Linked DNA regions of Mus musculus: region 2 is linked to region 1. The links are chromatin loops, found by intact Hi-C in ENCODE. Cell type or tissue: left cerebral cortex. All regions are shown on one strand.

The links. Peaks named below come from ENCODE experiments on the same cell type or tissue, not always from the same donor. Only the 100,000 strongest peaks of a DNase experiment are listed, where the experiment ranks them.
Region 2: it touches region 1 in a loop (2.5-fold over the local background); 2 of 42 quality-filtered maps call a loop at or near these places.

The regions. Positions count from the first base shown.
Region 1 is chr11:72,923,926-72,928,925 of GRCm38, forward strand. It overlaps Zzef1 (zinc finger, ZZ-type with EF hand domain 1), which reads left to right. Exons shown (of 55, transcript NM_001045536.2): 55 at 712-3,195. The coding sequence ends at 792. Among named protein-coding and RNA genes, the nearest start is that of Gm34704, 14 kb to the right of the region's middle. In left cerebral cortex, a CTCF peak has its summit at 2,765 (motif pointing right); DNase peaks (open chromatin) are centred at 1,256, 2,758 and 4,745.
Region 2 is chr11:72,762,200-72,767,199 of GRCm38, forward strand. It overlaps Ankfy1 (ankyrin repeat and FYVE domain containing 1), which reads left to right. Exons shown (of 25, transcript NM_009671.5): 24 at 2,578-2,668. Gm46287 (a long non-coding RNA gene) reads left to right here and starts at 2,675. Exons shown (of 4, transcript XR_001780259.1): 1 at 2,675-2,791; 2 at 3,463-3,753; 3 at 4,393-4,666; 4 at 4,916-5,000. In left cerebral cortex, no CTCF peak of the experiment used is centred here; a DNase peak (open chromatin) is centred at 2,255.

The sequences.
Region 1 (5,000 bases):
AACGTTTCTCAGCTAGGCATCCACCTGGGACTCTTCCCAGAGCCTAATCCTTCAAGGAAGGCTCTATGTGGAAGGTTAGAAGTGTTTTGCTCGGAACTGGGGCTCCCCTACTAAAGCAGGGGAAAGAGCAGGTGGGGCTGCTGAGGTCTCTTAGCAGCCAGCTGCACTGGCTACTACGGCCCTTGCTTTCTTGATGTGCTATAAGAGATTTTGATGTGTGGTGAGCACCAGCTTTCTCTCCATGGGCTTGACTGGCCCTCATGCTTGCCCATGCATATCTCATCCCCCTTCCCCTGTGGCCCTCCCCACAGCTTGCCAGTCTCTTCCCTGAAGTTCTGCCTTCTAGCCATGTCCTTCTGGGACAGCTGCTTTCCCCGCAGTGTTCTGAGCTCCCCATGGGTACTTCTCTAGCACTAGCTGTTCACCTCTTGTGTGAACCTTTGTGCTCCCCTTCTGTTCCTTTCTATGGCTTTCCCAGACCCCTGCTTCAGCAACTAGACTGCTACCACACCATGGCCATGGTTGTTTTATTACTTACCCAGGGTTTTCCTGTGGGCTTTGGTTTTGTTTTCTTTCTCATTCTACTTGTGAGCCACTGGGTAAGGGGGACTACCTCTGGCTCACCTTATCACCCTCCAGCTGAGGAACTTAGACTCAAGGATGAGGAAGTCAGTGGCTCTTGATATTGATAACTGCTCTTTCCCTCCATAGGCTCTGCAGAACATTGCTGCTATCAGCCTGGCCATCAACTACCCAAACAAGGCCACCCGCCTCTGGAATGTTGAGTGTTAGCCTCAGTGTGATATGCATGGACTTGATCATTTGTCTACAGGGGTTTATAGCAGACCTCCAACCTTGCTCAGGAAACCCCTGAAGCCTCTGCACCCAGCTCTCTTTGAGCCCACCCCCTGCTCCCATCTGGCCAAGCAGCCGCCTCATCAAAAAGGCCCACTGCAGGCGCCACATGTCCAAAAAGGCACAGCAGTGTAGAGTGGCTCAGAAAGAGCATCAAGAGGCCTTGGGAAAGTTATTCAGAGAATAGAGACTAGAGGCCAGTCTCCTCCAGGGGAGTCACAGCACTGAAGACCTGGAAGCCGTCTCTGAAAGGATTCTGTCTCCACTGAGTGGGAGCTGCCTAGGCTTGCCATCAGGAGAAGGCACCATCCACCCAGAGCTACCTTTGCAGTAAGACTTGCAGCTTGCAGCAGCAGTGGCCCAGTTGGGACACCAGCCCATAACCAACATGAGCACCTCCCAGCCACCTCCAGTTCCCAAGCAATCTTCTTGCCACAGCTTAGCTGGCCAACTCACAGTGAGAGCAGGTGTCCCTGGGAGCAGCTGGCAGGCTTTGCTTGTCACTGTGCAGCAGCTCCCCGCACACATCTTTGTTCCTTCATTGTTTTAGTTTTCATTTCCCCTCATGGTTTTAGAAGAGAACCACATCGACTCCCTGAGAGGTCCCCTAGGGAATGCCTAGGGGCAAACTGGCATGTGTGGAAGTGACAGAAATGGAGGGGCTCTCCAGCACCTGCAGTGCAGGCAGTGCCCTCAGAGGAGCCTTTGTTCAGGAGTCAGGACACACCTGATTATACTTCTGCTCCAAGGTCATGGTGATCAGCAGCCTACGACCTTGAACCTCCTGCCTGGTTGTTTGGCCATCCCCTGCCTAGCAATAACTACGTTAGTTTTAGTGAAGCTTTTGCGTATTTCCTTCTATGGTTTTAGCATTGCCCTGTGTGCTGATGACCTTTTTCCCCAGAGCCACAGAGTAGGATGCTGGGTCAGCAGCAGGCCGTGGACTTTCAGGAAGAATCCTGAGGCACCTGCTGTTGAAGGGCAGGCATCTGGCCAGAGGCATATCCCACCTCACAGGCAGAATGCAAATAAAAAAAAAAAAAAAAAAGGCTCCTAAGAGCCAGGGCCACATTTGGCTGGCTTTTGCTGTGACCAAGCTTGCCCCTTTGGCCTCTGAAGACTCTTCTGGGAGTTGGCAAAGGACTGCATTGGCAGAACCTGAACCTGCAGGTGTGGGAGCATCTTGTGCAAAGGTGCTATGCCTTCTGGCACCACTTCCTGCCCAGTCATAGAATTAGGTTATCTGATGAACCCCAGCACACAGGAAAAGTGGCCACAGAATGGGAGGGGATGGGTTATAAAAGCAGAAACAAATGGAGTGACCTATGGTCCACCACCCTGACATCAGAGGGAACTTGGTCCAGGTCCCATGGTATTGGACATGGTGTCTGCTGGCCCAGAGGAACCTCTTTCTCACCTTTTGCTCTTTGCCAAAGCACCTACGCTTTGCAAGCGGCCTAAACCCCAGAGAAGTCTCCCGTTGCACGCCATTCCCTCCAAGTAGGTCTCGGATGAGAGTCAGAACAAGTGCATGGTGAAGAGGCTTCACTCGCGGTGGCTCAGACCACACAGCAGTTAGAAGATGGGGGAGGAGATGGCACACTCACACTCCTCCACACCTCAGACTGAGCAGAGAGAGCAGGTGGACAGGGCAGGGCAAGGCTGGAGACCTCCCTTGGGACAGTGGCCCCAGCTCTCCTCCCACCCTCCCATCGGGAAGAGCAACTGTAAATAAACGCTGGACTCCATAGCTCCTCTCCACTCACTGCTTGCTGTTTTCTCTACGTGCTTCAGTTTGCATAGAATGAGCTTAAGTTTGCCCTTCTTCACACACCACAGCTGCTCTCTGACCGGACAGGGTCCCTCCTGACCTGGCCACCTGCAGCCCACTGCCTCTGCTTCTCTAGGCCACTGGGTGGCACTGCTGAGCCAGGCCAATGTCTCCTGACCCCAGCCGGGGCAGGAGGTCCCAAAGGATTTCCATCAAGGCCAATATCCCCTTGACTCTTAGGAGGCAAGACTGCCTGGACGGAGACAAAACTGGCAGGCATAAGGGGTCGTGGAAACATGTGCCTAATCTATAAAGAATTCTGTTCCAAATCAGATATATTGTACAGACACTGTTCTAATGAGAGGAGTGACTTATTTTCATCATCGTTTTTAATTTGTTTTCTTACGGGTTTACGATTTTGAATTTTTCTTATTTGGTTGAGTGAAAGAATTTTGATTATATCAGCTGAGTGAGTTCAGCCTGTAAAAGGAATGTTTTAAGTTGTGGATAAGATATGCAAATGAAGAGAAATATATTGTAAAAATTCTATATAAAAAAGTACAACTCTGTGTGGATTTCTCCCTTTTCTCTTTCCTTCCCTGCCCCCTTTCCCCTGTGGAAAGACCTTGCCATATCCCCCAGGCTGGCCTCAAACCCACAGTCCCTTGCCCATGTCTCTCATGTCTGGCCCTTCAGTTTCTCTTATGAAATATATTTTGAAGTGTATGCCTGGCCAAACAAATGGGATTTACAGAACCTCATCACTGCCTGCTTATGGGAAGAAGTCCAGAAGACCCTTCAGGGCCCAACCTTTGTTGACAGAACTGTGAGCCTTGCCCTTCATTGTGGTCAACCAGGGGATCCATCCTCGGGTGGTGCCTTCCTTGGGTGCCATCCTAGTACTCTCATATGGATGCTTCCTTTCCCATCTCCTCTTGAGGTCAGGGTAGCAAGCCACTGATACCTGCTAGGAGGCTCTAGGGCAGTGTTCTCAGCCTGTCACGACCCCTTTGGAGGTCAAATGATCCTTTCACAGGGGTCGTACAACAGATATCCTGCATAGCAGATATTTACATTATGATTAATAACAGCAAAATATTTATGAAGTAGTGATGAAAATAAATTTTCTGACCCAAATTTAGGCAACAGTTTAAACTTACAAAACTGTTCCAGGAAGAACTATCGACATAGTCCTATTAAATAGGAATATATATGTATATATATATATATATATATATATCCACTACTAAAGTGTCTCAAGCCTTCAAGAGTTTAAGGGCCACTGAGATGGCTCAGTGGGTGAAGAGGCTTGCAGTCCAGCCTGATAACCTGAATTTGAACCCAGAAAGAAGTGAATAGAGTCTTAAAAGTTGTCTTCTAACACCCACATACAGAGACATACTAGATAGAGATATAATTTTTAAAATATCAGCAATGTATGAGAAGAAAATGTATAAACACTTCCTGCAGTAACAAGGCCACTGACAAGGTCCAGTCAAGCAAATGGCAGCCATTAGCAAATTCTTTCTTAGGGATTCTTGGCTATTGTACCTTCCCTCAGCTCAAAAGGAATTGAGACTCACTTTGAAGGCACGGTTCCAGAATTCAGTGCGCTTTCTCCATATTTAAGTTAAACTCCAAACTGAATTTGTTTGTATGCATATGCATCTAATCCACACAATCTGTGGAGGTCGCAGAGCAACCTAAAAGAATCTCTTCTCTCTCACCAGGGTCCCGGGCAGTACACTCAGGTCAGTAGGCTTGGCAGTGAGGGCCTTTACCTGCCAAGCTGTGCTGCTGGCCCCAAACTAATTAAATTGAAAAGGAGAATTCACCAGCCTATAAAACCGGGAAAGCTAAGGGTTGCATCTGACTCTGGGGAAAGAGAAACTCTATGGCCTGAAGGTGGACAGTCAGTTTGTCTGTCTCTCCTCGCCTCTCCTAATCTTCCAGGATGTTTGCTCTCAAGGTGGCAGTGCCTGCTCCCTCTGAAGAGCCTCTCTCTGTGCCCCTTCATGGGAGGCTTCCCTAAGCTGTCAACCACAATTTGCCTTCATGTTTAAAAAGCTACTTGGAAGACTCATGTCCTTATGGGCTGCTATCTCAGAACTGCTGAGCAACCTGTATCCATGACAACTGGGCAGATGCCATGTCTGGGAAATCCCCACGTAGCCACTGTGAGTCCTGTCAACACAGCTGCTCAGCCACTACACCAGGTGAGACACCCTAAAGTATGGTGGCGACACTGTTATTAGGACAGAAATTCACAGCAGAAGTGAGAAGAGTCAGCTGACTAAAATTCCTTTTACATTTTAAATTTAATTTTTAAGGTTAACATACTATTGTGCATTTTAATCAGGTATAATGTAATGTT
Region 2 (5,000 bases), 160 kb before region 1:
CTAAAGAGACCTGGGGTCTAGTCCCAGGTGGGAATCCTGGGCTCTCTTCTGGCCTCTATGGACAACGTACACATGTAATATACCTACATGCAGGCAAACCACTCATACAGATTAAATTATGAAAAAGAACAAAAAAATTGAAGGCCCCAGGCCTTCAAAATGGCCGTGTGGGTAAAGGTGCATATACTCAAGTCTGGAAACCTGAGTTTGACCCCAGGACCCAGGTAAAGGTTATTTTAGTTTTGGTTTTATTCCTGTGAAGAGACATCATGACCACATCAAACTCTTCTAAAGGAAACATTTAAGTGGGGCTGGCTTACAGTTTCAGAGGTTTAGTCCGTTATGATTTTGGCAGGAAATATGCAGCATGCAGGCAGATATGGTGTTGCAAATGGAGCTGAGAGTTCTACATCTTGATCCATATACAACCAGGAGACTGTCATACTGGGCATAGCTTGAGCATAGGAGACCTCAAAGCCTGCCCCAACAGTGACATACCTACTCCAGCAAGGCCATACCTCCTAATTGTGCCACTTCTTATTGCCTAGGCATCCAAAGACATGAGTCTGTGGGGGCCATAAATATTCAAAGCACTACATAGGTGAAGGAGGCAACTGACTCTATACAGTTGCTCTTAACCTCCTAAGGCAAGCTGTACTTGCATAACACTCCCACACCCCACTAATAAACAATTTTTAAAACACATTCAAGGCCAATCTGAGCCATATAGCAAATTAGGGGTGGCAATGACAGAAAATGAAAATAGTGAGCACTAAGAAGGAAGGAGATGGACAGAGCACATTGGATGCTTTACAGAATAAGTTCTGGTGTTCTACAGCATGTTAGTGCTACTATCCTGATAGCCATTTTATGAAGAACTAGTGTGGGATATAAAACCATGCCAGAAAGCTTGGTGGGTAGGGCAGGTTGAGACCAGACTCTGTTCTCTGCTCTTCCACAACTCCCAGTGGCACCTGGATGTCCAAGAGTCAGAGAACCCCACAGCCCTGCCCTCATCACAGGCCTGGGGACCCCTGAACCAGCTCCAGCTTCTCCACCACCTCTGACTCCATTTCCCACTCCTGGAGTGGTGTCTCAGTGCTCCCCTGAAGCCCAGCACCCACCCAGTGGCTATGTGGAAAAACTGTCAAGCACTTCCTGTCTCACCTCCCCTGTGGATGTGGACCAGCAAATTGGAAAAAGGAATTCACGTATGACACAAAGAATGCTAAGGTTTTAAAGATATTGGCACATCAGATCCTCATACCATATCCCAGAAATACAGTTTGTCAAGTGTCTAAACTTGTTTAGAGGGCCAGCAAGATGGCTCAGCCAGTGAAGTGCTTACTGCACAAGCCTGGTGACCTGACTCTGCCCAGAAGCCACATAAAGGGAGGAGAGAAGTGACTCCACAGACTGTCCTCTGTTTGCCACACACACCATGGCACACTCACGCTGCTTTATTCTTAAGGATTTTGTTAAACAGGGCTAGAGAGATGACTTAGAGCTGCCTGCTCCTTGAGGATCCCTTTGAGCTTCCCTTTCCCACATAGTCATGGTAGCTCACAGCCATTTATAATTCCGGTGTCAAAGGATCTGACACTCCTCTTCTGCCATCCTTTATGTACGTACATGGTACAGAGACGTACGTGCAGATAGAATGCTCATAAATATACAAATAAAATGAAGGGAAAGGGTTTTTGGAGGAAAAAAATACATTTATTTTTAAAGGATTTCTAAATTTATATAAACTTGTGTACTTGTGTGACTTTATATGCATCTCTTTCATGCAGGTACCCTTAGAGACCAGAGGGATAGTCCTTGAGATTGAAGTCCTTAACCACTGAGTCATCTCTCTAGCCCTGCTAATAATAAATATAGGGGTGTGTGTGCGTGTGTGTGTGTGTGTGTGTGTGTAAACATTTTTTTGGAAAGCTTTGTACTGTTGATATGTAGTCTTAATTTTTCCTATGCTATACACTTGGTCGGTCTTTCCAGCACTCAGCAGCCTGTAGCAGTGCTGCTTCCGTGTGACTAACCCACTTGCCACTTCTCCCTGTCCAGAGCAGCAGCACTCTACCTGGACAGGTTAGCTACTTAGGAAGTGCTGCTGCAGCTTCTCTGCATTAGTTCTTCAGGCCATCTCTCTGTTGGACCCACCAGACTGAGTCACTCCAGAAATCTGTGAATCCCTGTGTCTCTTTGTTGTTCACACATCCCACACGTCTGTTCAAACAACCCCCAAATCCAGAGATTCTTCCTCCTCATTTCCTTTGTTTTGGCTCTCTCTACTGTGCTGCCAGCCCTTCAGCCTTGCCAAGTTTTCTGTGGTGTGGTCTCTGCTGTCCTCACTGTACATTGCCCTTTACTCGGTGCTGAGTCGCACCTCCAGCTGGGTTTCCTTTCGTTCTAACCTGCCTGGCAAGTGCTTATTCTCCAGGCTCCTCTGTGAAGCTAGAAGAGTTGGAATGTCACACTCTTCCCAAAATCTAATGCAGCCCACTGCTCTATGTCCTACTCCTGGAGTCTGGTCTAATCAACATATCAGTTTAACAAGTAGTCTTCGGTATGTTACAGATATGCTCTCCAAAGAGCCTCCATGGTGTGACGGCTCCAACTGCTATGAATGTACTGCCAAGTTTGGAGTCACAACTCGAAAACATCACTGGTAAGACTGCACTGTCATGTGCCAAGGAGTAGGGACTTCAACTGATGTCATCACTTCCATACTTGTCCACAGTGAGCCATGAACCCTTCAGAGCCAGGGCCTTCTGGGCAGAAGAGTGGGGAGGTGATAGGACTGACTGAGTGGGGAGATGATAGGACTGAGTGGGGAGGTGATAGGACTGACTGAGTGGGGAGGTGATAGGACTGACTGAGTGGGGAGATGATAGGACTGACTGAGTGGGGAGATGATAGGACTGACTGAGTGGGGAGATGATGGGACTGACTGAGTGGGGAGATGATAGGACTGACTGAGTGGGGAGATGATAGGACTGACTGAGTGGGGAGATGATGGGACTGACTGAGTGGGGAGATGATAGGACTGACTGAGTGGGGAGATGATTGGACTTACTGAGTGGGGAGATGATGGGACTGACTGAGTGGGGAGATGATAGGACTGACTGAGTGGGGAGATGATAGGACTGACTGAGTGGGGAGATGATAGGACTGACTGAGTGGGGAGGTGATAGGACTGACTGAGTGGGGAGATGATAGGACTGACTGAGTGGGGAGGTGATAGGACTGACTGAGTGGGGAGATGATAGGACTGACTGAGTGGGGAGATGATAGGACTGACTGAGTGGGGAGGTGATAGGACTGACTGAGTGGGGAGGTGATAGGACTGACTGAGTGGGGAGGTGATAGGACTGCCTGAGTGGGGAGATGATAGGACTGACTGAGTGGGGAGATGATAGGACTGACTGAGTGGGGAGGTGATAGGACTGACTGACTGGGGAGGTGATAGGACTGACTGAGTGGGGAGATGATAGGACTGAGTGGGGAGGTGATAGGACTGACTGAGTGGGGAGATGATGGGACTGACTGAGTGTAGAGGTGATGGGACTGACTGAGTGGGGAGGTGATAGGACTGACTGAGTGGGGAGGTGATAGGACTGACTGAGTGGGGAGATGATAGGACTGAGTGGGGAGGTGATAGGACTGACTGAGTGGGGAGATGATAGGACTGACTGAGTGGGGAGATGATAGGACTGACTGAGAGGGAGGTGATAGGACTGACTGAGTGGGGAGGTGATAGGACTGACTGAGTGGGGAGATGATTGGACTGACTGAGTGGGGAGATGATAGGACTGACTGAGTGGGGAGATGATAGGACTGACTGAGTGGGGAGATGATTGGACTGACTGAGTGGGGAGATGATAGGACTGACTGAGTGGGGAGATGATAGGACTGACTGAGTGGGGAGATGATAGGACTGACTGAGAGGGAGGTGATAGGACTGACTGAGTGGGGAGATGATGGGACTGACTGAGTGGGGAGGTGATAGGACTGACTGAGAGGGAGGTGATAGGACTGACTGAGTGGGGAGGTGATAGGACTGACTGAGTGGGGAGGTGATAGGACTGACTGAGTGGGGAGATGATTGGACTGACTGAGTGGGGAGATGATTGGACTGACTGAGTGGGGAGGTGATAGGACTGACTGAGTGGGGAGGTGATAGGACTGACTGAGTGGGGAGGTGATGGTACTGACTGAGTGGGGAGATGATAGGACTGAGTGGGGAGGTGATAGGACTGACTGAGTGGGGAGATGATGAGACTGACTGAGTGTGGAGGTGATGGGACTGACTGAGTGGGGAGGTGATAGGACTGACTGAGTGGGGAGGTGATAGGACTGCTGAGTGGGGAGATGATAGGACTGAGTGGGGAGGTGATAGGACTGACTGAGTGGGGAGATGATAGGACTGACTGAGTGGGGAGATGATAGGACTGACTGAGAGGGAGGTGATAGGACTGACTGAGTGGGGAGGTGATAGGACTGACTGAGTAGGGAGATGATTGGACTGACTGAGTGGGAAGATGATAGGACTGACTGAGTGGGGAGATGATAGGACTGACTGAGTGGGGAGATGATTGGACTGACTGAGTGGGGAGATGATAGGACTGACTGAGTGGGGAGATGATAGGACTGACTGAGTGGGGAGGTGATAGGACTGACTGAGAGGGAGGTGATAGGACTGACTGAGTGGGGAGGTGATAGGACTGACTGAGTGGGGAGGTGATAGGACTGACTGAGTGGGGAGGTGATAGGACTGACTGAGTGGGGAGATGATTGGACTGACTGAGTGGGGAGATGATTGGACTGACTGAGTGGGGAGGTGATAGGACTGACTGAGTGGGGAGGTGATGGGACTGACTGAGTGGGGAGGTGATAGGACTGACTGAGTGGGGAGATGATAGGACTGACTGAGTGGGGAGATGATGGGACTGACTGAGTGGGGAGATGATAGGACTGACTGAGTGGGGAGATGATAGGAC